Linked DNA regions of Homo sapiens: region 2 is linked to region 1. The links are chromatin contacts, found by Hi-C or POLR2A ChIA-PET in ENCODE. All regions are on one chromosome and are shown on one strand. The core of a region is the stretch at or near the end of the contact, and the rest is flanking DNA. Distances in the headings are between cores, read along the strand shown. Region 1 holds the start of PLXNA4-AS2 (PLXNA4 antisense RNA 2). Region 2 overlaps PLXNA4 (plexin A4).

The links. A loop is a pair of places that touch in the nucleus more often than their neighbours do. ChIA-PET counts read pairs that join two places held with the same protein, here RNA polymerase II (POLR2A).
Region 2: a map of sigmoid colon shows a loop between it and region 1 (2.1-fold over the local background). The contact joins the enhancer-like site here to the promoter of PLXNA4-AS2 in region 1. A Hi-C loop is called at or near these places in 1 of 168 maps with a recorded cell type or tissue (sigmoid colon). POLR2A ChIA-PET finds 5 or more read pairs at or near these places in 1 of 52 experiments (K562).

What each region holds. Positions count from the first base shown.
Region 1 is chr7:132,259,362-132,262,635 of GRCh38, forward strand. PLXNA4-AS2 (PLXNA4 antisense RNA 2) reads left to right here and starts at 1,500. Exons shown (of 3, transcript NR_134565.1): 1 at 1,500-1,541; 2 at 2,000-2,207. All of the region lies in intron 4 of PLXNA4 (plexin A4), which reads right to left.
Region 2 is chr7:132,399,117-132,402,390 of GRCh38, forward strand. The region is part of intron 3 of PLXNA4 (plexin A4); the gene reads right to left. Among named protein-coding and RNA genes, the nearest start is that of PLXNA4-AS1, 48 kb to the left of the region's middle. Within about 2 kb of position 1,638, at least 3 of the 41 ENCODE cell types and tissues checked have a DNase peak (open chromatin) inside an H3K27ac peak, as active enhancers do.

The DNA.
Region 1 (3,274 bases), core at 250-2,749:
GGAGACAGAGGTTGCAGTGAGCCAAGATGGTGTCACTGCACTCCAGCCTGGGCAACAAGAGCAAAACTCCAACTCAAAAAAAAAAAAAAAAAAAAAAAAAAAAAAAAAAAAAGAAAAAAGGAAAAAAGAAAAGCAAAAGAAAACCAGCCCATGGTATTCCCTTCAAACCTCCAGGGCTCGGTACCTGTGGGATAAGGTGTGCATTCCCAAGGCCCTCCAGCCAGACTGGACTCACTGAAGCCTTTGTGCATCTTGGTTCTTCTATAGTGAGGGGCGGTCCATCCACTACCCACCAAATGAGACCTGCACACAGATGTTTATAGCAATGTTATTCATAATTGCCAACACTTGGAAGCGAACAAGGTGCCCTTCAGTAGGCGATGGATAAATAAATGGTGTGGTACATCCAGACAATGGAATATTATTCAGTTCTAAGAAGGAATGAGCTATCAAGCCATGAGGAGATATGGAGGAACCTAAAATGCATATTATTAAATGAAAGAAGCCAATCTGAAAAGCCTACATTGTGTGATTCCAACTATATGACCTGGAAAAGGCAAAAACTATGGAGACACTAGAAAGACCTGTGGTTCAATGAGATATAATCTCATACCTGTCAGAAAGGCTATTATTAAAAAGACAAAAAATAACAGATGGAGAGGTTGTGGAGGAAAAAGGACACTGATGCACTATCGGTGGGAGTGTAAATTAGTTCAGCCCCTGTGGAAACCAGTTTGGAGAGTTCTCAAAGAACTTAAAACAGAACTGCCATTCAACCTAGCAATCCCATTACTAGGTATCAACCCAAAGAAAAATAAATTGTTCTACCAAAAAGACCTGCACTCGTATGTTTATCGAAGTACTGCTCACAATAGCAAAGACATGGAGTCAACCTGGATGCCCATCAATGGAAGACTGGATAAAGAAAATGTGGTATATAGATACCGTGGAGTACTATGTACTCATAATAAAGAATGAGATCATGCTTTTTACAGCCACGTGGATGCAACTGGAGGCCGTTATCCTAAGCAAATTAATGCAGGAACAGAGAATGAAATACTGTATGTTCCCACTAATAGGTGAGAACTAAACAGTGAGTACACATGGGAACATAAAGATAAAGACGGGAACAACAGACGCCAGGGAGTACTAGAGTGGGGAGGATGAAAGGGGGCTGAGGGTTGAAAAACTGTCTATCTGGTACTATGCTCACTACCTGGGTGGTGGGATCATTTGTACACCAAACTTCAGCGACACGCGATTTACCCATGCAACAAACTTGCACATACATGTGTTGAACCTAAAATAAAAATTAAAAAAAAAAAAAGGATCTGTGGTTTTCAGGGGTTGGACGGGGTTGTGGGAGTGGAGAGGGATGAATGGGCAGAGCACAGAGAATTTTTAGGGCAGTGAAACTCCTCTGTATGATATCATAATGGTGGATACCTGTCATTACACATTTGTCCAAACCCATAGGATGTACAACCCCAGAGTGAGCCCTACCAAAGACTGTGGACTCTGGATGATAATGATATGTCAATGTAGGTTCATTGATTGTAACAAAGGGACCACTCTGGTTGGGAATGTTGATAGTGGTGGACAGTGGGAGGAGGCAGGGGGTTTATAGGACCTCTTTCTGCTCAAATTTGCTGTGAACCTAAAACTGCTCTAAAAAATAGTCTATTCAAAAATAGTAAGTTAGAAAACAGGCAGTATACTACTGTTTTATCATTCCTTTAATGAATACACCTACATTCAAATGTCCTTCCTTGCTCTCACACGGCCAAATCTGACATGCCCAGGGGACATGGAAGAAGGGGAAGGAGCAGAACTGCCACCAGTACTGGGGCTGCTGCAAAGGCTGAGGGACCCAATGTGGAGAGCCAAGGTTGGGAAGGATGCAGAGTCCTGCGGCTGCGATGCCTGCAGTGGGCTGGAACAGAAAAAGGCTACTCAGTAAAATTTGGCAACGGACACGAACTCACTTTCTCTCTCCTAGCTGTGCTTTTCCTGCAGGGACTGAACAAGGGCAGTGTGTGCACATGTGGGAGTGCCAGAAGCACCAGCGCAATCCAGATGTGCCCAGGCCCATCTGTGCGTGAAAATGCAGACACACCACACTATTTATCAATTAGTGTCTGCTGCTGCCAGTGTCACCAGTTCTCTGCCTGATGAATGATGCTAGGCTGGACAAGCCACACCCCAAGGTATTTCCACTGTCTGCAGCAAAGCCCACCAGGGGCTGTCAATAAACATCCCCAGCATAGCCCCCAGGCACTGAATGATGGGAGTGGGTCAGATGGGCACAGCCCTTCAGGACCCGGGCAGCTGCCGGCCAGCCTCGAGCAGTCCACTAAAAGAAACAGTTCCAGATGGTGCCTCCGAGCACATCCTCTGGGTAGCAGCCACTCTGCCCTAGTGCACAAGACATGGCTAGATTTCAGCCCCTACTCAGCCCCTTGGTGAGGAGTCCTTGTGCAGTGACCAACCTACACAACAGTATACTGTGGCTCTGTGAGCACCTACACACACAGTCCCAGGGAAATGAGTGTATCTCAGAGATCCAGGAGACCCAAAACCAATCTCAGCTCTGCCTTACTTCACCAGCAGAGGTTGACCAAATAGATCAACCTCTCAGGGCTGCCGTTTTCTCAGCTGTAAAATGAGAGGCTCCTTCCTGCTCTAACAATCCAAGATATATGGGAAATTGAGAGTACATTTCCCTTCCTTTCCCCGGGTTGCCCCCCTTTCCCTTCTTGAACTTGACCCAGCCCTTCCAGACCAGGCTAAAACTGAAAATCAATTTTAATTATAAAAATCCGTTTACTGTATCAATAAATCATTCTGGCTCGGCTTGGTGGTGGGGAGAAGGTTACACCTGGAACCAAGCTCATAAGTCACTCTCTCCCTCTGCCTTGCCGCTCGGGGGCTGCCACCCCTCTGCTCCCTGCTCCAATATTCATCTCCGTCATTAGGCTGTGGATTATTAATGATGTCCTGGGCTGATGGATCGGAGCCCAGATGCTCTGAAACACATTGTGCTGGTTGTAACTTGATTTTCAGTGGACCCCTTGACAGCAAACCTTGATGGGCTTTTTCCCCTTTCCATGGAGGGGGTAAAGAGGGGAGTAGGACTGTCCTTCAAGGTGGTCCCATGGCTGCAGGTAGGAAAGAGTTGGTGGCACAGACAAATGGGGTGAGCCTGCCTCTCCCAGCCCACTTACTAGGAGACAGCACAGTGTTATGTACATGTCAGGTTCCCATGGCAATGAGA
Region 2 (3,274 bases), core at 388-2,887, 140 kb after region 1:
CCCTCAGTCACGTCTCTATTACACCCACGGGCTTCAAGTTTGCCTGGAGTATTTACACACAGTTCTGCAGATTCAAATGGATTCAAATGGGCGCAAGGGCTCAGCATCACACTGGTCACCAAAGGGACACAACCCAGTCCCTGCAAGACATATCAGCTTGTATGTCAGTCAAAGACACAGGCCTTAGAGGGACTGATCATAAGCATAAAACATAGCAACAACAAAAATAGTCATGATCACTTCTTCAGCATTTATTTTGTGCCAAGCACTGTTCCACGCTCTTTATATGTGCTGGCTTATTTAGTAAATGTGAATGAAAGACTCTGAATAATAAGAGTCACGTTATATTAAGGCAGTCAATGCAGGTGAAACAAAAAAAGGAAAGATCACTTCGGCTGACTGGAGAAATCAAGAGAGGCTTCATGGGGGAGGCGGGACCACACTGGTCCTAGTGCAGTCTGGGAAGAGTGTTCCAGAAGCAGAAGCAGGCACACCTGGGCAGGGCTACAGTGAGTTTGCTGAAGGTCACACATCTGTGCTTTGGAGGGCAGAGCTGCAGGGCCACAGGTATATTCAATGTAGTGGGTTCTGGCATCTGAAAATGTTGTTAGGATGAAATTTCAAAATCAGGTTTTATTCCTGATGAAAGTAGACTGCTCTTAACTGGGGCTTCACTGCTTCTTTTCCATTTCTGTTTGGAGTGTGATTTTTTTAAGGTAAGATGTACACGCAATGAAATGTGCAGATCTTCAGTGCACACTTTGATGAGTTTTTGACAAATGCCTTCACCTGTGTAACTAACAATCCAATCGAGATCTAGAATACTTTCATGGGCATGAAAGGGGAGGAATGTGACCTTTGTGATCAGATGGTCCCATACCTACATCTTCTGGGCATTTGTAAGTTGGAATAAATCAAAATAATCAACTTCCTCCCTTACCCCACGCCAGTCCACCTCCTACCCCCGGAGAAAAAATAAAATAAAATTCATCCACATCTAAACAGACAAATGCCTACCTAGTCTGTCTGTGTATTTGTTACCTTTGTGCCCCAGAACCAAGCTTCATACCAGGCACAGAGTGAATGATCCATACGTGTTTCTTAAAAAAAGGAATTAACATCCTCAGATTAAGGTCTCCCAGGAAGTAAAGGACTCCACTTTCTCTAAGTTCCCATGTGACACTGACAATTATATTTTCCTGTCCTCTCTGTTGAGATTAGGAAGGAGTCCCTAGGAGGATGCAGAAGAGTATCCTTTTGTCCTGTCTCCTACCTGTCACCCAGACTCTTGTGTTCTCTACAGCCAGTCCATCTTAGGCCTCAAATTCCATATGTTTGACAAAATCAAGCAGGTAGTTCAAGGTGCTCGTCTCTCCTCCCAGCTATTCAGCAGACAAAATCTGTGACATAATGTACCCCAGCCTCAGACACGCTCACCCTTCTTTCCCAGGCCCTGTGTGAATGGGCCAGGCCACTCCTTGATAGTTTTCAGGCAAAACACATGAGAACACTCCCAGGAAAGAGAAGCCTCCAGGGGTACCATCCGTATGCATACCACGCATTTACTTCCTAGCCTCACCAGCGTTTTGGGTGTGGCCACAGCTACTCCCCAAACCTTTCATCTTGCAAGTCCCTAGATGTCCTCCTCGGGAAAGCTCCCTGCGCACAGCTTGTGGGAGACTGCAGGCTCATAAACAGCATAAGCCAGCATTCCAATCAGATTATTTCTCACTTGCAATATTGCACAAAGAGAAAAAAATAATGCTGAACATTCTGTTCGTGGAAGAAAAAATAGCAGGAGAAAACTGTCACATTGTTTGGTCTATTTTCAATTTCATTCCCGAGCCCTGCAAATAGCTATCTGTGCAAGCAGGCCAGAAGAGGACTCCAGCGACCTGACATGCACGATCTCAGATCAGGTCTCTAGGGCCTGTGAAAAAGGGAGAGACCTTTGGCTGGCACATATCTACACATGTGATAAAATTGCACAAGACTAAATACACACTCGCCAATGCAAAAAACTGGTGAAATCTGAATGGATAAGCTTGGTGGGTTGTACCAGTCAATTTTCCATTTGTGATATTGTACTATAGTTATGCAAAATGATGCCACGTGGAGGGGAGAACTGAGTGAAGGGTACAGGAACCCCTCTGTACAATTTATTGCAATTGCATGCAAATTCACGATTATCTCAAAAGGCAAAGTTAAAAAAATGCGCTTCCAGTGTCTGATTTAATGGGACTAGGTTGCAGCCTGAGCATCAGAGTTTTAAAAGCTCCCTAGGTGGTTCTAATGTGAAGCCCAGGCTGAGAACCTTTGCTCATGAAGGTTGGGAAGGTGAGACACACACATGAAATCCAGAAACAATCAGCATGTGATACAGTACCAAAAGCTTCATGAATACTTGTGGAGCAAATCAGTGAACTGCTGAACAGACGCATAAGGTTAGAGGAAGTCCGGTAGGATGAGGGAAGACTTCATGGTGAAGTGGAACTTAATCAGGACGGGGCATAAGTGGAGAATTCAGAGGACGGGAAAGGGCCCTCTAAGCCAATAAAGAAGGGCTCAGAGATTGTGTGGCCATACTGGGGAGGAGGGGAAGAACTGAACTTGGGGACAGCTGAGGAGTGAAGATGGATAAAACTTTTCATAATAAACTGGCTCTATCCCTGTGCTTAGACGAGTGGATCTTTCAAACACCTGAACCAGCTCTAAGTCCCTGCAAATTGCCAAGAGCAATTTTCAGCAAAAAGCCAATTCCCCAGAAGGCACTTGGCATCTCTCAGATAAGCAAAAGAGGGGGAGGCTGGAGAGGCTTCAGAATATAGTATCGATGGGTATAAAAGTAAGCAGTCCTTGTCATGGTTCATGTCACTTTGCCTGACTGCACTTCAGCTGGCCTTAGATTCCCCAGTCGAGAGCCCAGCCAGGTGCTAGAAAATACCAGAAATGACCCGGGAAAGGGTAAAATGGAAATCTCAAGCCTACATACCAAAGCGAATGCACTTGACTCAGCAGGTCCCTAGAGTAATCATGCAACACCTCTTTATTCTTATTTTATACACAAGTCTAATAAGCTTGAGTATCTGTTTCCAAGCCCGTAGCAAATTAAAAAGAACAAATTAAGTGGCAGCAGGAGAGCTGCATCAGACAGGATCAGTGACAACAGTGAGAAGTGACAGGTGCCAGACACCCTGACGGTAGGCGGGGAGACAGAAAGCTATAAAAAGTAACTTGGGGCACTCACCTAACATGAGGAAGCCACCCTAGCGAG